Regions from separate parts of the Mus musculus genome. Here all the other regions are linked to region 3. Evidence: chromatin loops called from intact Hi-C (ENCODE). Cell type or tissue: left cerebral cortex. All regions are shown on one strand. Links, peaks and the distances in the headings refer to the core of each region. The heading gives the core; the rest is flanking DNA.

The links. Peaks named below come from ENCODE experiments on the same cell type or tissue, not always from the same donor. Only the 100,000 strongest peaks of a DNase experiment are listed, where the experiment ranks them.
Region 1: it touches region 3 in a loop (2.4-fold over the local background); 2 of 42 quality-filtered maps call a loop at or near these places.
Region 2: a loop joins it to region 3, with 3 times the contacts of the local background. A loop is called at or near these places in 7 of 42 quality-filtered maps.

The regions. Positions count from the first base shown.
Region 1 is chr4:123,808,993-123,815,413 of GRCm38, reverse strand. It overlaps Rhbdl2 (rhomboid like 2), which reads right to left. Exons shown (of 8, transcript NM_183163.2): 2 at 5,238-5,500; 3 at 1,023-1,171. The coding sequence starts at 5,480. Among named protein-coding and RNA genes, the nearest start is that of Rhbdl2, 24 kb to the right of the region's middle. In left cerebral cortex, for the core only: a CTCF peak has its summit at 2,717 (motif pointing left); a DNase peak (open chromatin) is centred at 4,690.
Region 2 is chr4:123,913,990-123,920,410 of GRCm38, reverse strand. Rragc (Ras-related GTP binding C) reads right to left here and starts at 2,978. Exons shown (of 7, transcript NM_017475.2): 1 at 2,644-2,978; 2 at 359-562. The coding sequence starts at 2,877. It also overlaps D130007C19Rik. In left cerebral cortex, for the core only: no CTCF peak of the experiment used is centred there; DNase peaks (open chromatin) are centred at 1,760, 2,386 and 3,049; H3K4me3 peaks cover 2,867 bases; H3K27ac peaks cover 1,623 bases.
Region 3 is chr4:123,747,087-123,754,938 of GRCm38, reverse strand. Akirin1 (akirin 1) reads left to right here and starts at 4,640. Exons shown (of 5, transcript NM_023423.3): 1 at 4,640-4,991. The coding sequence starts at 4,775. In left cerebral cortex, for the core only: CTCF peaks have their summits at 4,566 and 5,909; DNase peaks (open chromatin) are centred at 4,596, 5,307, 5,724, 6,097 and 1 more place; H3K4me3 peaks cover 2,781 bases; H3K27ac peaks cover 2,550 bases.

The DNA.
Region 1 (6,421 bases), core at 1-5,000, 62 kb before region 3:
TGTTCAGTGCTGGGGCTGCAGACACTTGAGACCATGCCCACAGGGCGGGCACTCTTCCCTGTGCCTTCTGTCCAGCTCCACCTGTACTGCTTCTCTATCCTGTACATACCTCCGTACGCTGCTATTTAACTGATACACAACAAGTCCCATACATCAGTCCAAGTGCTCACAGGTTAATTTTTTACAGAATATGTTTGGGAGAGGCAGTCTGGTGATTCAGTTCAACTCCTTCGTCACCTAAATGGAGCACTGGACAACATCCAATAAGTAGGGTTTGATAACTCTTGGTTTGATAGTGATCTGGTCTTGTCTCATTAATATTCATATATCAATACCAGAATTAGACGGTTATGCAGAGCACAGCACTTCTAGCTTCCAAGGGGACCATTGCACATGTGGCAGACACACACAAATAAAAATAATAATAATCATAACAAAAATTCCAAACAGATTAGTGGTGATTTGGGTTTCTTCCTTCATTCCCCTGTCCCCTGACAGCGTTTCACTAGGTAGACATGGCTGACCCGGAATTCTGTGTAAAGCAGGCTAGCCTTCAATTCAGAGATCCACCAGCCTCTGCCTCCACAGTGCTGGGATTCAAGGAGTGCCCCACTTCTCTCTGCTGTGTTCTTTTTTTCTTTTAATTTTAAAATCTTTGTGTGTGTGTGTGTGTGTGTGTGTGTGTGTGTGTGTGTAAATGTCAAAAGACAACTTGCAGGATTCAGCTCTCTCCTTCCACTATATGAGTTCTGGGGCTCGAACTCAAGCTGTTGGGTCTGGACGGTGTCTTTACCCTCTGAGTCATCTCTTACACACACCCTGTTTTTGTTTGTGTTTTAAGACAGAGTCCGGCTATGTGGCTGGCTGGCCTGAAATTCTATATCTAGGTCATGTTGGCCTCAAGTTTGCCATGATCTCTCTCTGGCTCCCTAGTGCGGAATGTCAGGCATGCACCACCTTGACCAGCCTAACTATTACTTAAGAACTCTTTGGACAGCATTGACTGGGCCATCATTCCTTACCCGGCATGGACCAGCATGTATGAGATAAACCTCCAGGCTTCCTCCCTCTTCTCAGGGCAGTACGTCAAGGGACTTTCCAAGATCCCCGTGTCCAGGGTGATCCACTGCTTCTGTGGCTTCCACACCGCATAATAAATAAACACAGCCAGCTGTCAGGGAGGAGCGATCATGCATGTTAACCAAGCTCTCTCAGGAGCTGGGCCCCATTAAAACCCACAAGCAGTAATTGTGTCTGAATGGTTAGCTCTTTGTGGGCTCAGAAGATGTTGAAACTGGATCTCTCCACCATGCCCACCGTGGTCATATGTCCTCATGATGAGCAGGTGATGGACCAGATGGTAATGATGACTTTCTGAGTCCCCTTCTCCTGGCTTCTCTGACACTTTGCTGTCACTGTGTTCCCTAGCGCCCTCCCTAATTACATAGCCCCTGTCCCTCACCTTCCTTCACTTTATCTTCACAGCCCAGAAGCCTGTCAGACAGAGTCTGGCTTACTACAGTGATGATGACTAGCGTCCCAGTGATGTCATTTACCTCATGATGTGATGAAAGACACTTAACCTGTGCCTTTCTTCCTCTATACTTCCAACTCTATTCTAAGCATGAAAAGAAAAAAACCTCAGACAACCCCAGATGAGGACACTCTACAAGGTACCTGGCCAATATACTTCATCTTTATCAGGGTCTTCATAGACCACTGAGAAGTTGCCATGAATCATAGGAGCCTGAGGAGGCAGGACAACTTAACGCAGTGTGAAACCCTGTATTGGAAGGACCAGAGGACGAGAAAGAGGACATTAGTGAGGAAAAAGGATCAAATCTAAGTCTGGAGTTTAGTTAAGAGTGCAACTTCAGCCTCCTGGTTACAAAATATGATATCCAAATGCTCCAAATTTTTCAGTTTTTGAGCATCAACATGACACTTCAAAATGTTTTAGAAATCTAGAGAGATGGCTCAGGGGTTAAGAGCACTGGCTGATCTTCCAGAGGACCAGGTTTGATTCCCAGCACCGACAGAGTGGCTCACAACCGTCTCTAACTCCAGTGACAAGGAATCTATGGCCTTCTTCTGGCCTCTGAGGGCGTGAGGCACACACGTGGTGCATAGCTCTGTATATGCAGGCAAAACACCATATACATTAAAAAAATAAAACTGTTAAAAGCAAGTTTTAGTTTGTGTGTATATGCCAGTGCTCATGTGTGTGCACATACATGTGGAACCCAGAGGTCAACCTCAGGTGTCCTTCCTCGGGTGCCACACACTTTGCTTTTGGAGACAGAGACTCTCAGTGACCTGAAGTTCAAACAGTAGGCTAGGCTGGCTAGCTAGCAAGCCTCGGGGGTCTATCCACCTGTCCCCACCTCACCAGTGCTAGGATTCAAGCACAAACCACCACTCCTGGCTCCTTTACATGGGCTCTGAGGATTGATTTCGTGTCCACATGCCTGCATGGGAAGTACTTTACTGACTGAACTATCTCCTTACACCCAACGTTTAAGATTTGGGAGCACTAAAGTCTATACAAATATTCCAAAATTGGAACTGGAAATATGGCTAAGCCATCAAGGGTACATACACTGCAACTGGGAAGGGCCTGAATTCAGTTCCTGGCATCTACATCATACAGCTTACAACTGCTTAACTCCAGCTCCAGGGAATCCAGCGCCCCCTTCTGGCACCCAAGGGTATGTGCACTCACATGCCCAACCCGCCCCATTCCCACACATATATACACATAATTAAAAAACAACTCAGAAATATTCTGAAACATGGATGCTGAAGAGATGATTCAGTGAATAAAAGCATACACTGCTCTTCCAAAGGACCAGAGTTCAGTACACATATCAGGTAGCTCACAACCATTTGTAACTTCAGCTCCAGGAGGGATCCAATAACTCTGGCTTCTGCAGGCACCTGCACTTACACACAATTAAATAATAAATATAAAAAAGAAAAAAAAAGAAATATTCAGAAACATGAACCACTTCTGATGTGAGCATTTCTGTTAAGGGTTCCTCAGCCAATGATATACCAAACAGATCTAACTAAGGTACTTTGGAGCTATGTAATATTAACAATGGAAGAATTGGGGATTCTATTCTATTTTTTGCAACCTTTCCATTCTTTTCTTTTCTTTCTCTTCTTTGTCCTTTCTTTCTTTCTTTCTTTCTTTCTTTCTTTCTTTCCTTCTTTCTTTCTTTCTCCCTTCTTACTTTTTTTTTTAACATAGTTTCATGAATCACAGGCTGGCCTTGAACTTGCTATGCAGTGAGGGTGACTTTTCTTGAGCTTCTGTCTCCAGTTTTCAAGTGCTGGGATTACAGGTGTGTCCCACTGTGCCTGGTTTTACAAGACCTTGGAGAGTGAGTGTGCTGGGCAAGCCCTCTATCAACAAGGCAATGTCTACAAGTCATCCTCCTGTAAGAGCCAGCTACCCTGGCACCTGCTCCAGGACCTCACTGTGGGGCGCTGTGCTCTCAAAGCTCACAGAATTTACAGCTGTCAGAGCTGTGCTGCCTTATTCTTAAATATGTGAACATCTCCCAGTATTCTCCAGTGTCTCCCTCTTTCTCACATATACTCAGAATGGTATGTCCAGATGTATCAGTATCCAGGTAATCCAGATATACAGTGACTCCAGACACTCCAGACACTCCTAATGCTTCCTAGTCGTGCCATAGAACCCCATTTAAAAAAAAAAAGTGGAGAGCTATGTCCTTCAAACCCAATCAGACTTGACAAAATAATCCTCTAGAAATGCTTGCACATTTGCCATAAAAGGTTTGGTTCCTACAACAGTTAATTTTATGTTTAATTTGTCAAGGTTCAGATAGACTTGAATATATCTCTGAACATTATTCCACATGTTTCTATGAACATTTTTTTTTTTTTGCTTTTTGTGTATTGTCTAGCTACTAAGTAAGTTAGTTAGTTGGTTATTCACTAGTTAGTAAATTACTTAGTTATAGCATTTCACTATATAGCCTAGGCTAGCCTCAAATTTACTGTAGTCCAGGCTCCCTTAAATCAAGATCCTCCTGCTTCAGTTTCCAAGTTCTGAGATGACAAGGCCATGCCACCATGCTCATCTGAGATCATTTGTTGAAGTGAGGATGGCATTTAAGTTGGTACCACTTTCTCTCCATCTCGTGGCTGAGTTCCACCCAATCAGGCGAAAGCCTTAATAGAAAAAGACTGCTTTTGATGAGGAAAAGAATTACACTAGTAAGCGACCTTGAACTCATCACGTGGTGGGTGGGGTCTCCAGCTTACCCTAAAGACTGTGGAGCTGAAACCTCCCTCAGCCTATTGATTCAATTCTGCTGGGGAGCTCCAACTACTGCAGTCCCTGACACCAAAGCCAGGCATTAGAGAGAATTAAGAGGCTTGATTGTGCTAGGGACATCCTAATGCCCCTGAAGTCATGCCCTCCAGGCAGCAATCTCTCCTAAGACAGCAGTCTCCAAGAAAAACCTTCGTATCACAAAGCACGGGAGGAACCTGGCCCTTCCCAGTCACAGAGACGCACCCTTGGGTGACTCACCTCACCTCTCTGAGCTTTGCCCTCCTTCGGGAAACCAAGAAAGCTAAGCAGGTCATAGTCTGAGAATATATCCCGTCCACCCAAAGTAGACACCCACAGCAAATGCCACATTTTCCCTCCGAAAGCTCAGGCAGCTGGTGACTGTTCTAAATATATACCCCAGACTGACCTGACCAACCAGTCTATTTTGTTTCATGAGATAAAGTCAATTTGCAAGCTGAGCATGGTGGTGCATGCCTAGAATCGCAACACCCAGGTGATTATGACGAAAGGATTATAGTGAGTGTGTGGCCAGCCTGAGCTACATAGTGAGTGAGAGGTCAGCCTGGGTGATAATGTCAAATCCCATCTCAAAAGAATAAAATAAAATAAAAATAAAAAGGCTAATTAGCAGGCCCAAGGTTTCTAAAGATCGCTCTAGCTAAAACGAAATGAAGCTCCCGAAGTCAACCCTGGCAGCGGATTTTTGATGTGGATGAAACCAACCCCTGGGTGGGCAGTGACTGGGCAAATCAGCTCAGGAGCTGGTAGGGGGTGGAGGCTTCATACGCGCAACTCCCGTCCCTCTGTGCTCTCTTCCTACATGGTTTCTTCTCTAGGTAGGTTTTGTCCTGACTTCGCAGCCTCCAGGCTGAAGTGATGTGAGGCCCCTCAGCAGGGCGGCGTTTACCTCAGCCAGACTGATGAGGATGATGAACAGGGGCGGCGGGAGGCAGTTGGCTCTCTCTAAGTATGTTCTTCGGACTGGCTCAGGAAGCATCCACTTGGAGACGATCCTGTGGACCTTTCTGCTCCTGGGGAAGTCTTTACCTTCTCCATTCCCTTTCATTTTCTCCTCCTCCGGTTCTTCCTTTCCCTCTCTCTCCATGTTCAGATTCACACTCTCCATCTCCATCTCGTGAGCAACAGCCATTGTCTGGGTCCTCCCTCCGCCTAAAACAGACATGAATGTGAATGTGGGGGGTGGAGGGCGGGGCGCGGGACCGGTGAGCCTTTGGTCTGCAGGCTGTGGTTCTTTCCTGGACTCTCTGGAAAACTTTGTTTTCCTGGTCCTTCCTCTTTGTAGCTAGGAGGCAGCGAAAGATCACCAAAATGGCCTAAACCTCCCAAGTGGCCCCAAATTGGATCAGGTTTTCACCATATTTGGGGGGGGGGGGTTTCGAGACAGGGTTTCTCTGTATAGCCCTGGCTGTCCTGGAACTCACTCTGTAGACCAGGCTGGCCGCAAACTCAGAAATCCGCCTGCCTCTGCCTCCCTAGTGCTGGGATTAAAGGCGTGCACCACCATGCCATATTTTTTAACTGTTTTAAAATGCAGGGATTCGGGGCAGATAAGACAATCTCTCTCTCTCTCTCTCTCTCTCTCTCTCTCTCTCTCTCTCTCACACACACACACACACACACAGACACACACACATCCTACACGTCATTCATTGTAGTACACACCTATACAAAAAATAAAAGTAATTAAAAAATTTTTTTGTTGTTTTAGCTTTTTTGTTTTGTTTTGTTTGAGACAGGGTTTCTCTGTGTAGCCCTGGCTGTCCTGGAACTCACTCTGTAGACCAGGCTGGCCGCAAACTCAGAAATCCGCCTGCCTCTGCCTCCCGAGTGCTGGAATTAAAGGCGTGCGCCACCACGGAAGTCCAATGCTCACAGACCTTAGGGGTGTAGTCAACTCTTTTCTTTATAAAATCAACACTAAGAAGCTCTGAGACAGTTAGCTAATTCAGTAGGTAAAGGGGTCTGCTGCTGCCACCATGTTGGATGACCCAAGTTCTGTCCTCTAGAGCCACATCGTAGAAGCAGGTAACTGACTCTTGAGAGGTGTCTTCTGACTTCCACCCAACACTC
Region 2 (6,421 bases), core at 1-5,000, 170 kb before region 3:
AAGAAATTCCACTTTAACAGGTCAGGAAAGTCCATTATAATGGACTCATTTCTCATGTTCTCCCTGACGGTGTGGCCATCGATGGATACTTCAGTGGGTGAGGTGACCACTGTAATAGTTAATGAAGTACAGCAGTATCTACTATTAACCAATAAAAGTAGAAAGCCAATGGTAACGGTTCATTATGTAAATGGCAGCTCCTAAACACCTGAGAGTCTGGAGTCAGGTGCAGGCAGTATAAGGGGATCTACTGGAAAGAGAGTAGCTTCAAGCACATGACAAAGGAGACAAACAGCTTTCCTCCTTTTCTCTGCCTTTTTGCCACCAGAGAGGTGCACACACCATCATGCCTAACTACCTGTGCATCAATGACATATATCAATGCTCCTGTGCCCCTGAAGATCATTTCGTAGTCAAAGGTTGGATCAAAGAAGTCCATCTGCCCAGGAAAATCCCAAATCTGGAAGTTCACAAAGGAGCTGTTGGAAATGTCATCTTTATAAATCTTGTTGGTACTTTCCAAAAAGAGAGTCTCATTGGGTGACATCTTATGAAACACCACCTGTGAGGAGAAACAGAGACAACTTTGTAACTATTTAACTATACAAGTCATATTAGAAATCCCATGGCACCAACCTTACAACTGTGACCTTGATGCAAAATAAATAAATAAGGTAATAATAGGACAGTCAATCACTGGTGCTATTTATTCTTCTATTTCTGACAAAAGGCACCAAGTTAATTTCCACTCAGTCCACTTTGAAGATGAGTTTTTCTCTTACTACTTTAACTGTGTTCTCGTGCCACCATCTCTGACCCATACGGTTTCCGTGTATTTGCTTTTTCTATTCTCAGGGTTTGTAACTTTTTGGAGGGGAGCAGAGGAGGGCTGTTTTGAGAAAGAGCCTCAGCTATATAGCCCAGATTAACCTCAAAATCCAATTCTCTTGCCTCTGCCTCCTCCAGTACTGAAATTACAGTACCACCTTGCCAGGTCCTATTGGGTTTTATTAAGAGAAACAGAGACAACGTTGTGACTATTTAACTGCCAAAGTTACATAGAAATCCTGTGGTACCAATATTACAACTGTGATCAGAGATTTAAACTTGTCAAGACCCGCTTTAAGATCATGAACTATTCTAGGTAATGTTTGAGACTTTGTGTTCATTCAAAAATAACACACACGCCTACCTCAGGCTCTTAGGAACAATAAAGACAATGGAGGGGATCCTGAGTAGGTAAAACTGTCCAGAGTGAGAAGTAGGGAGACCTGGGGGAGGAGGGAAGAGGCAGCTCCATAAGGCAGGAAATGGTAAAAACAATAAGCTGCCAATCATCACAGCAGGGAGCCAAAGGTGTAGCTCAGTGTGGTCCCAGAGCCTGCCTATCATGCATAATACCCTGGCTTCCAGCACCTGCACCAAGCCAAGCCAACCTGATAGCTCGTACCTGAAAGCTCAGGATGAGCTTAAAGTCACCCTTGGCTACATAGTCAGTTCTTGGCCAGCCTGCTATACAGGAAGAAAACAAAAAAACCACAGCAGGGCTGGAGATGTAGCTTTAAGGCTTGCCTGATACAACCCTAACATACAGCAAATTTGTCTCTCAGTGTTAACTTGGAAGAGAGAAAAAGTTCTCATAGGTTTCAAGTGGTAGTTACTTAGCATAAGCACTCCCCCCAAAGGTCTAACTTTGACACAGACGTGAGAAAATAAAACAGTTGTCCAGCAAGTGCAGGGGCGGAAGATGTGGGGGTAGGCAGCGATGTTGCTTTTTAAAAACACCACCCCTACAAAATACCAGAGATTTCTGTTTGGACAGACCTTTGTGTCAGAGTGGAAATGGGGAAAGCATGGTTGTCTGTGACCGTAGTTTTACCAGAAGTTCGCTCTGTTTGTAATGGGAATGGCTGATTGAAAGAAATCAACCCTGCCTCTATTTCCCTAAAAATACAAAGCCTTAGGCATTCATTCTATTCGTTCACGACGGACCCAAGTGAAAACAAATGCACTGATGTCTGTCCGCCTGCAAAACCGTCTCCAAAGATCGCTGTGACCAGCTACTGGGGACTGTCACCTGTAACTGCAACCACAGGGCTACAAGTTCTAAATAAAGTAGGTGTAGCGATAGAGTCCCCCCCCCCGCCCCCCCCCCCAAAAAATGTTTTTACAGAAGTCTCCAACAGACTGACAACAAACACTGAGATGCCCAGTGTCTTCGCCACAACACTTTCAGGCGCCGCTACGGTCCAGAGGCTGGGAGGAGATCCCTGAAAACTCCTGTCACCTAAGTGAGATGCGGCGGGACAGCACGCTCACCAAGTTCTCCGCGTGAGAACCGGGGACGACGGGTCGGTTTCGTCAACGCCACAAGGGCAGCGACCAGAAGGGAGGAGTTCTAGGGCGGTGACCGGCACCTGCCTCCTCCCTCCAGCCAGCGTCGCCTCCTGGCCCCCCTCGACCCTCGGAGGCCCAGGTCGGGGACCCTGGGCGAACCGCGCCCAGGCTCTGCGCTCGCAGGTGTGGACAGTGCCCGGGGACGCAGCGCCAGGCCTCCACCCTCTCAGGCCTCCTGGGCACCCGCCACCTGAGCGCCGTGGGCCGGGCAAAACCAAGGGCAGGCGGCGGCTGCGGGGCGCTCACCTTCTGGATGGAGGATTTGCCGCTGCGCCGGAGCCCCATAAGCAGGATCCTCGGCTTGGAGCTGTCAGCGCCGCCCGGGCCGCAGCCGCCGCCGGCCCCCGCGCCTCCGCCGCCACCCGCCGCTGCCTCCTCTTCCTCCTCCTCCACGCCGTAGCCGAAGTCCTTGGGGAACGAGTCGGCTGCGCCGTAACTGCCGGCCAGGGGCGTCTCCTCCGCCCCGTACTGCAGGGACATGGTGCTGGACCACCACCGCCCGCGCCCTGACAGGCCAGGCCAGGTTAGGCCGCCGCCTCCCCAGGCCGCCGCTGTTGCCGCCGCCCCCGGCAGTAGCCGCCGCAGGGCCCGCCCATAAGCCCAGCTCCGATTGGGCCGCCGCCAAGCTTCGGTTTATTATTGGCTGGGCGGGCTGCCACTCTGGGACAACAGGGTAAGTGGTACTATCACGTGCCCGGAATCACCTGACTAGCAGCGGCAGAAGGGGGGGAGGCGTCACGAGGAGTTCGGCCTGGCCGCGCCTCTCGTCGGCCTCCGGGCCTTCGCCCTGGGGGCACAGCCCGCAACGCACCTCGGCCTTCCATGCGCGCGCTGGGCTGCTCCCCGCTCCCCGCCTTCTTCCGGGCTCCGAGAGCAACGCAGGGAAGCTTCTAGGCGTCTGGGTAAGAATTCTTTGTGCCCCCCTCCCTTGTTGCAGCTGCCCTGCCAGTATTTAGTGATGCTTGTCAGGTCCTGGGTACCAGGAAGGCACTGGAAACTGAATTGCCCCTCCATGCCCTCAAGTTGCTTGAAGCTGAACAGAGATTGGACTTCTGTGTAAGTTGACTCAGTACAGATTTTATGGGAAAAGGCCATGAGGATAGATGAATTGCTCTGGAATTGGGTGAGTCCACCGGAGGTCGTGTGTGAGCCAGTCCAGACCTATAGATTCGGCACGTGCGAAAGGCAATTAGGAATCTCAGTGATAACTTGCCTATGCTGGTACCTGGAACCCGATAAGGAAAACAGATACGAGCATGCTAAAACATCTTCTAATTCCGTAAGCAGATCGCTGATAGGATACTGCTGCCCTTATATTCTACCGACTCCATCTTCACGCCCACCTAGTGCCCCTCCAGTAACCCATCCAGCAACTGAGTACTTGACTTCTTTGTGATTAGAGACTAGAGGAATTAGGGCTAATGAAGGCAAATGATTACTGCCAAAGTATGTTTCAGAAAGTTGTAAATGTCTCGGACTCCCAGAAGTGGAAATTTGACAACCCTTAAAATACAGCCGTGTACACTCAAAAGGAGTTGGGGTAGGGATAGGGCTTCTGGTTTTACAAAGTGACTGTTGTTTGCAGGGCTAAGGATGAAATTCGGGGTCTTTTGCGCATGCTAGGGAAAATTCTACCACATAGTCTCATCTCCTACTCAGACAGACTGATCTGACTGTAGAGAGAAAAGTAAGCTCTAGTAGGCCGTCACAACCTCACCTAAAAAATATCAACTCCACAGTACCTAATAGACAGGCAGAATGCACTTAAATATGCGTGTGTCTCTCAGTATCAATGGGAGAATGCTTTCAGGACACCCTTAATCCGATTAACCGACTGGAAGACGGTCAGATTCCTAGTATAGGCTATTTACATGTGAACCTATGCACACTCCATGTACTTTATATTATCTCTGCATTAATTATAATAACCAGTACAATGAAAAATGAAATTGTGTCTTTGCCAGGCATGATATGATGGCCCACATCCGTAAATCTCAGTACATCTGAGGCAGGTGTAGAATTCCCCCCAAAAAGTTCTAAGTCAGCCCACTCTACACATCCTTGACAGCCTTAGCTAGAAACCCCTTTTTTAAAGAATGGGATGTGTGTATAAATAGTTGTTGCACTATATTGCATAAGTGTAAAAATAAAGTCTACATATGTTCAGTACAATTCCCCCAAAATATTTCCAATCCAGTTGGCCTAATCTATGGATTCAGAGAACCAACTGCTGTGCCAGGGGAAATCAAATTTAACGGTAGCTTTGATAAAAGGTTTAACAGTTTTTGGGTGGAATATATGAGTAGAGATCATAGGACAACCACAGATATCTAAAAACTTTCACCCTGATTTTTTGGGAACAGTTTCTTCTTTATCTATCTCACAATGGGAGCACTGAGATTACTGACATAAATATGCTCAACTTTATGTGAGTTTGGGGGATTCAAACTCAAGACCTCACATTTATTTAAAAAGTGCTTCCCCACTGAGCCATCTTCAAAAGCTCTGTTCTTTTTAAATTTTTATTCCTGCTCAGTGGTTAAAAGCACTTGGTGCTCTTGCAGATGATCCACATCCAGTCCCAGCACCCATATGATGGCTCACAACTGTCAAGTGTCAGGGGATGCAGTGCCCTCTAAGGATGCCAGGCACACAGGTGGAACTCATAAATACATGCAGGCAAAACACTCATACACATAAAATAAAAATAAATAATTTTTATAAAGTTTCTTATTCAAGGGGTTGTGGATACAGCTCAGTTGGTAGAATGCTTGCCTAGTTTTCATGAAACCCTAGGCTCCATCTGCAGCGCTACCTAACTCAGGCCTGGTAGCACTTGCCTGTTATCAAAGCGCCAAGGAAGCGAAAGCAAGACCAGAAGGTCAAGGTTATTCCCTGCTATAATATCAAAGTTTGTTTCAAAATAAAGCTTCAGGCCAACAATCAAATTCCTCAAAGCCTCAAGTAGAACAAAACAGTAGTCACTTCTTTGCAACAGTCCTTCTACTATTCAAATGCAGTCTTTATTACACAAAGTCTTCTCAACCTGATAGAACCATGAGTTCCAGGCCCCAAAAAGTCTTCTCAATTCCTGTTGCTTCAATCATTGCTTCTACAGTGCTGTTCTATCTAAGACCTTGAGGTCTTGTGTTTATACTGCTCAGGAGAGTTCCTGCTGGCCAAATGTGCACCAAATGCTGGAGGTGCTGGTGGTGTGATTGAGGAACTGAATTTTGTAGCTAGTGACAACCACACTGAACAACTCGCCCATGCTTTCACATCCCGTCTCCCTATTGGTCATTCTTCCTTAAAATGCATTCATGCTTTTCAGCATCCCTCAGATGCCTGGTACCTACAGAGTAACAATAGGACTTTTAGAAAGTTTTTTTTTAGTTAGCACCTGGACAATATTTGTTTTCCAAAATGGATTTTTAAGCTTCCTTGGAGTATAAATGGCTCACATTAGAGATCACCAGAACTAGTATTTTATCAGAAACCCTACTCACGGGCTGGTGAGATGGCTCAGTGGGTAAGAGCACCCGACTGCTCTTCCGAAGGTCCAGAGTTCAAATCCCAGCAACCACATGGTGGCTCACAACCATCCCTAACGAGATCTGACTCCCTCTTCTGGAGTGTCTGAAGACAGCTACAGTGTACTTACATATAATAAATAAATAAATCTTAAAAAAAAAGAAAGAAAGAAAGAAAGAAAGAAAGAAAGAAAGAAAGAAAGAAAGAAAGAAAGAAACCCTACTCACTTTGTATAACTATATACTTTAACCACTATAGGACTTTATATGTGTTTGTGGCCAGCAGTATAGGTACTGTAGATTTTCATGTTCAAACCTGATCCAAAGTAGGCTACAACCAACCTTTCCAATTCTATGATACTTACAGATGTGCCAGTACTGATTTGCAAGGCAGATCTGACAGACTGATCTGCAAGTAATCCTTTATAGTTTGCAAGGCATTTTTATATCCAATGTATTTAATCTGATCCTAACATGAACTTTGTAAGGTAAGC
Region 3 (7,852 bases), core at 1,755-6,754:
CTTACTCAGCCTGATATTTCATAGAACCCAGTACCACCAGCCCAGGGACAGCCTCACCCACCCCTGGGGCTGGGTCTTCTCCCATTGATCTCTGAGAAAATGCTTTATAGCTAGATGTCATGGAGGGGTTTCCTCAACTATGAGTCTCTGTCCTCTCTGATGGTTCTAATTGTGTCAAGTTGACAACAAAGCAGACAGTGGCCCCAGATACTCAGGAGGCAGAGATAGGAATATTATATGTTCAAGCCCTACTTAGACTGCAGAGTGGGTTTAGGACCAGCCTGGACAAGTTTTGGTTTTGTTTAGAAGCAGAGTCTCATGTAGTAAAGACTGATCCCAAACTAGCTATGTAACTGAGGCTGGTCTTGATTTCCTGAGCCTCCTACCCTCAGCTCCCCAAGTACTGGGATTACAAAGGGGAGCCACCGTGCTTGGCAGTTCAGGCAACTTAATGAGACTCTGTCTCAAGAAAAATGGCTTGGTGAGATAACTTAGTGGGCAAAGGCACCTGCCACCAAACCTGACAAGACAACCCCCTGAGACTCAGGTGGTAGAAGAGAAATGACTTCCACAAGCTATCCTCTGACTCCACGTGTGTATTGCGGCTGTCATGTGCACACACATAGGTACATGCACACTCACTCATGCATGCACCCACATATACAAACTTTCTCATGAAATAGCTCTGAGAAAATTGAAAGCCAATCAGGAACATGTAAACCCTGCCACCCCTCACCTCCACACTGGGACTCACTGTCACCTCCACACTGGGACTCACTGTCACCCCCACCCTGAGACTCACTGTCACCTCCACACTGGGACTCACTGTCACCTCCACACTGGACTTCACTGTCACCTCCACCCTGGGACTCAATGTCACCTCCACACTGAGACTCACTGTCACCTCCACCCTAGGACTCACTGTCACCTCCACACTGGGACTCACTGTCACCTCCACACTGGGACTCACTGTCATCTCCACACTGAGACTCACTGTCACCTCCACCCTGGGACTCACTGTCACCTCCACACTGGGACTCACTGTCACCTCCACACTGGGACTCACTGTCATCTCCACACTGAGACTCACTGTCACCTCCACCCTAGGACTCACTGTCACCTCCACACTGGACTTCACTGTCACATCCACACTGAGACTCACTGTCACCTCCACCCTAGGACTCACTGTCACCTCCACACTGGGACTCACTGTCACCTCCACACTGGGACTCACTGTCATCTCCACACTGAGACTCACTGTCACCTCCACCCTAGGACTCACTGTCACCTCCACACTGGACTTCACTGTCACCTCCACACTGAGACTCACTGTCACCTCCACCCTAGGACTCACTGTCACCTCCACCCTGGGACTCACTGTCACCTCCACACTGGGACTCACTGTCACCTCCACACTGGGACTCACTGTCACCCCCACCCTGGGACTCACTGTCACCTCCACACTGGAACTCAATGTCACTTCCACTCTGGGACTCACTGTCACCTTCACTCTGGATGCACTATTGTCTCCTCACTAAGACTCACTAGGATCTCTGTTGATTCCATCTTCTACGCTCCCTTCACCATCGACAGCTACTTTCCTCCATAGCTGCAGGTCATTGTCTGTGTTAGTGGAAAGGGAGAGATGAGTAGAGGTATAAGGAGATTTGGGGTCGTTTTTGAAACCAAGTCTTTTTATAGTCCAGGTTGGCCTCCAACTTGCCACATAGCAGAGGGTAGCCCCGATCTTTCTCCACCTACCAAGTGGTAGAATTACAGACCACCACACCTGGCTTCAATTCCCTCCTTTAAACATTTATCTCCTTCACATCTTTCTCATCCCCTCCAACCTGTTCTCCATAGTGTAGCCAGGAGTTTTTTCACATGTAAATCTAACCACAAAGTTCTAGTTTTTATCTCTCTGAATTCATCATGCTCTGGGCCACAGCCACTTGAGACTTCTTTGGTTCCTCCAGCATTTCATAGGCTTTTCTATAAGTTGTCTCTTCTTGGGTGAGGCCCCTCTTTTAGCACACTTTCCTGGTTACATTGTTACATTGCCAGCTCTTAACTTAACGTCTGCTTCTTCCGTTGTTATCGGTTCTAGGATAGCTTAAGACTCCCAGTTGTATGCTCACCTTACTTCCTGTCCCTTTCCTTCCCAGTACTTGTCAGAGATTATAATTAGATATTTGTTGTGGTGACTGTTTCATTAGTATCTGTCATCTCTAGCAGACTAGAAACCCTTGGAGGACAGGAAGCAAGCCTCTTTTCATATCCAAGTATCTACAGCAACAAAGCTTGGTTGCCCTGATGCCTTACACAGAGATGCTCAATTACGTGTGTTGGGTGCATGCATGTACATGCCTAGTCGAGTCACTGTATCACTCACAACAAAGTTGACCTGGAGTGTGGTGACCTCATAAGGACTGCGTTTCCATCCTGTCAGAGCAGCCCATCCACCTCCCTCAGAGGCATGTCTCTGAGCCACTGTCATTTGCAACATCTCATAGGATATACCACCTACTTGTTTGGCTTCTGAATCATCTAAAAACCACCTCATTCAACAATGTGGTCTATCAACTTTCAGAGATAGAATAATAATTACCACTTATTCATTGACTAATATTTATTCCGTGTCTATTCCTGCCACATTCACTGTGCAAGTCGTGGGGAAATACAGATGAATAAAGGCTTCCTTGTTATTCTCAAGGAATGTATGGTTTTGAAGCACAGTTAGACATATATTCAAATTACAGCTTCCTCCTTTAAAACACTAATATTCCAAGGCACACTCAATGTTTTAAAGGATCACAGAGTGACTACCAAAGCACGTAGCAAAACCCTACTAAGAGAGGTGTGTTTAAAATGACTACCCAAGGGACATACTTTTCAAGTCTTCTAATCGTTCACTTTGGATCTGTTTATACCACAAGAAAACAATTTACTTGATGCTCTTAGGTCCCCTTAAAAAATAACCATCGTGAAGTGGCTTTTCATGTCCTTGGCTTTTATTGAACATAGAAACAGCCATGCAAGCGGTCTTAAAGGCTTTATTACATCATTGTTTCCTAATAAAGTCATGACAGTCTACCTTTGGAATTAAAGTGATACACAAAATGATGGTCTGTGTCCTCTGGTGAACTGGTTCCATTCAGATAACACCTATTCATCATGACTATGGTTTCATTTTTCTTTAGCCTTCAAGAAGCTCAGAACTGAATTTTAAATTCAGTCATTTACCACCAAGATAATTGTGAGGTTTTTTTTTTTTAAAAAAAACTCTAATGTTTTATTTCTAGATTTTAGTTTAAACCACGTTACATCTATATTGACAATAAATGTGCTAAAATAAACTTAACATGGGTAATGTGCCTAGGGAGGCTTGAATCCCAATATGGCAAAACAAACAGAAAACCAGCAATTTGGTATGCTGTGCTGTCTTATATTTTACAGAAATAAATGTGAAAGTATATGACCTATGTTATGATCTTTAAAGAGTTTGTAGAAACGGAAGAGGACTCAGAGAAAAGCAACCAAAACGAACAGGAGGAGAAGGAAGAAGAGGCGGAGAAGGAGGAGGAAGATTGGAGATAGTATGCCTTTATTGTCTAACCCCAAGTGTGTTGAAGTACTGTGACAGCCATCTTGGCAATTAGAAATGAGTATCTAAAATTTGGACTGTTCTAGAAAAATCTGTTACAGAGATAATGTTAAAGCCAGATTACAGGAATCACAGCCACTAATATACAAATAATTACAGAAAGGCTTTGAATGTGGAGGTGTTGTTCTGATGACTCTATTGATGTATTTGAAAGCACTGGAGTTACTCCCCAGGAAAATTACAACCAGAGTTCCCTAAAGCAGAACCTCCCTGTTTTCTATTCATTTGCTGAATATCAAAAGCATTTTCCAGCCAACAGTACGGCAGAGAATCTCGATTGACCCGAGGAAGAACCAGTCTGAGTTGCCAAGTCGGATGAGGAAGCCAACTGCCAAATCAGCTATCAGGGGAAGTTCCTAACACCCTGGTATCACTTGGTTAGACAGTTTAAGCCAGTGAGTTTTCTGGTAGGATTGTTTTTTGTTTTTTTTTTTTTCCTTTTAATCCTTTTTTGCGTAACACATATCCATTTAGTGATCCGATTAATGGCCGGGTCATCTATCCCCAAAATACATTCATTTGTAACACACCTCCCCTTCCAATTTTGCCCATGATTGCACAGGGTTCGTGGATTAAATAAAGTCTATCCTTAGATAACCCGGTTATGTTTGTGAAGATTTCCTGGGACTCAAGACAAAATCCTTTGATAACCCTTTAGAATCACCTCTTTTATCGGTCACGCGGCCAAGGGAACCCCGGTCTCCCAGGGTCTCTCCCATCCCCCGCCCCCGAGGCCCCTGCCGCGCAGGTGCGAAAGACCTCCCAGGCCACTCCGGCAGAGAGCGTGAAGGGGGGGGCCCTGGGAGGGGCGGGGGCGGGGGTGTTGCTAGGCGACCACGCTCTCCGCCCAGACCGGCCTACTTCTTCCGCAGGGGGCGCCATGGGCCGAGCCCAGGCTCGCGGGCCTCCCGGATCGGCCCTTTTCCGACTTCTTCCCCTCTGCCGGGCGGTGGCGCACGCCCGTGACGTCACAGGAGGCGGGGCCAGCGCGGCTGCCGGGTGCCGGAGGCGCCATTGGAGCCGGCTTGGCTTGGGAGCCGTAGCTGAAGAGTTGGATCCAGGGCAGTCCTTGCTGCCGCGTCTGCGTCTGGTCTCTGGCCCTTCCGCGGGATGGCGTGCGGGGCGACACTGAAGCGGCCCATGGAGTTCGAGGCGGCGCTGCTGAGCCCCGGTTCCCCGAAGCGGCGACGCTGCGCCCCTCTGCCCGGCCCCACTCCGGGCCTCAGGCCCCCGGACGCCGAGCCGCCGCCGCTTCAGATGCAGACGCCGCCGGCGAGCCTCCAGCAGCCTGCCCCACCCGGCAGCGAGCGTCGTCTTCCAACTCCCGGTAACCTGCGCTGCTGCTGCGGACTTGGCAGGAAGCCAGGCCCGGGCGTGGGGGGCGGGGAGGGTGCGGGGGTCGTGGACACCGGCCGAGATCACCTCCGCACCCCATATCGGCCTTGGGAGAAAAAGGAACTGGGGTGCTGCTGGGCCCGGTTGCTTCCGGGGACGAGAGACATCCGGGAAGGGCAGTGACCCCACAGTGTCGGTTTTCGGGTTTCCTGGAGCTGGAGAGTCTGAGGGGTGGGCACCAAAATGAGGTGGGGATACCCCAGACCGCCGAAGGCTCTTGGTGTCCCTGAAGCCCCTCCTGCCTCCGCTTGTGCGGAACCTCCCGGGAGATCCAGTGGGCCATGGAAAATTGGATTCTGCTCACGAACCCAGCCATGAGTGGGGCGGGAGACGGATAGAGGGGAAGGGGCGTGAGCGTATGTAGCGCCGCAAGGTGCTTTTAGGAAGACTTGATTTCTAGAATTCTTTAGGGAGCAGAAGCCATGGAATGCAATTTCAACCAGACTATTTCTTAAGAGACGGACTGACCTTGTTTTATCGTGTGGCTATTGTCTTGTTTCGGGTATGGCTTGAAGTGGGTAGTTGGTTGGCTAGTATTTGAGAATCCTTAAGTATACAGAGATTCTGTACTCAAAATTCAAATATCTAATACAGTGACTCGACTTGAGTAAGGCACTTCGTTTTAGACAAGGCAAAAAGAAGGACTCATGGGGCAGTAAAGATGCCTATCATATTGCAGTAGGAGGAGGGAACGCGCTTCAGCACCCATATTCAGCAAATTAGAGGGATCCCAGAAATAATCCCTCAAAAGTGGATTTGGCCAAGTTGTTTCTTTGTTTTCTTCTTATTGTTGTTCCTCAAGCATTAGGAAAACCTGCAGTCCCTTTAAATCATTTTTCCCCCTTACATCTTGCAGTCTCTAGTGCCTCTAGTTTTCATTTCCTCCTTCCTGTGCTTAGCCCCTCAAGGATACTGCTGCCACCAGCAGTCCTCTCGAGCTTTACCTGTGTTCACGTCGTCGTATCATCCATTTCCTTTAACTGTGGCTCTGCTCTTTCCACTAGACCTGCTTTCTCCATCTTTTCCTTGAGGTTGTTAATCTGAATAGTCTTTCACTTTGCTGTTTTGTGACAGTGTCTCACTCTCTAGACTGGCCTGGAACCCACAGTGTGGTCCAGGCCTGTCTTGAACTCAGCAGCCCTCCTGCCCCAGCCTCACAAGTGACTGGAATTACAGACTTGTAACCCATCACGGCTGATTCCAAGAATCATTTCTAAATAGAGTCTTGCATCCATTACCTAGTCTGACCCACAATGCAATCTTTTCAATTTAAATTCCCTGGTGACTTAATGTTATATATAGCCTCACCCACAGAATGACTGAACAGTTGGAAGATTTTTTTTTTTTTTTTTTGCTTGTTTGTTTTTATGAAGGGCCCCAAAAGCAGGGGCAGGCAAGGCTGAGGCAGGAAGATCAAGTGAACCTAAAAATTCTACACCAGCCAGAGCCTCATAGGAAGACCCCCATTTCAAAAAGGCAGAGGCATAAATGTCTGTTGAAACAAAAATTTTATTTCCTCAGTACTTAATTTTCTATACCATTTGTGTAGTGGTCCAGCTGAGCACAGTTGTTTAGTGATCATTTTAAAATGTGTTCAGAGACTGAGTATGGCAGAGTCCTGTAATGAGGTCGTCTTTGTTGTTGGGCATGCTGACTCTGAAAACCAGAACCTCAGTTTGCTCTGGGGAACTAAATGCCCTGAGCTCAGTTACTTTTTTTTTTTTTTTTTCTTTTTTTGGTTTTTCGAGACAGGGTTTCTCTGTGTAGCCCTGGCTGTCCTGGAACTCACTCTGTAGACCAGGCTGGCCTCGAACTCAGAAATCCACCTGCCTCTGCCTCCCGAGTGCTGGGATTAAAGACGTGTGCCACCACGCCCAGCTCAGTTATATTTTTTAACTTTTTAATGTATTAAATACACCCCCAAACCTTGTTTCTTAATGCTTATTAGATTTTGGTTCTGTCAGTCATGAAAGAAACATGAAGAATTAATCTATTACTTAATGTTTTAGCTTAGGTAGAACATGTCCTCTGGATTCAAGGATAAAATAGAGATGTTGCTAGTTGCTCTACAAATAGACTAAGTGGGTTTGGCGACCCATACTCTCCACACTTGAGAGGCAGAATTGCTACAAGCTTAGGGCCAGCCTGGTCTATAGAATGAATTCCAAGCTACCCAGGGCTATCTCAATATACCAAATAACAATGGTGTCATCTAAGGGGGAATTTAGTTAATAATGGGATTTTATTTTCCTTCTCCTCTTCCTCCCTTTTTTTGTGGGTGGGTTGGGGGGAGACATAACCCAAGCTGGATTTGAGAAGTTCAGTAGACAACTAAGGATGACCTTGAACTCTGGTTTTGAGGCATGCATTGCCTGGTTTAGAGTCAGTCTGACTTTGAGTAGCTTCCCACTTGTTATTGCCACGTAGCCAAGCTTGAGTTTGAACTCCTGTTCTTCCTACCCTTACCTCCTGTATGCTGAGTGGAATAACAGACTCCTATTTCCATGCCTGCCTTAGGGCTGAGTTTGGGGAGGGCATCGAGACAAACTTTCTTAAGGTAGGTAGCCTAGTTAGTTGGTCAAGAACTCACAAAGATCCACCTGGCTCTGCCTCCTGAGGTGTGCTCTTCCATCCCCCACATAGGGCTGAGTCTTGAAAGTTATTTAGTTTTGTCTTATAGTAGCTCAGAAACATTAGTTTTAAGGAGGAATTTAGCCTGATAAATAACCTAGAAACTAAAAGCTAAATAGTGATGAGAATGAAGGATTAACATCCTAAGTATTATAAGGAAAT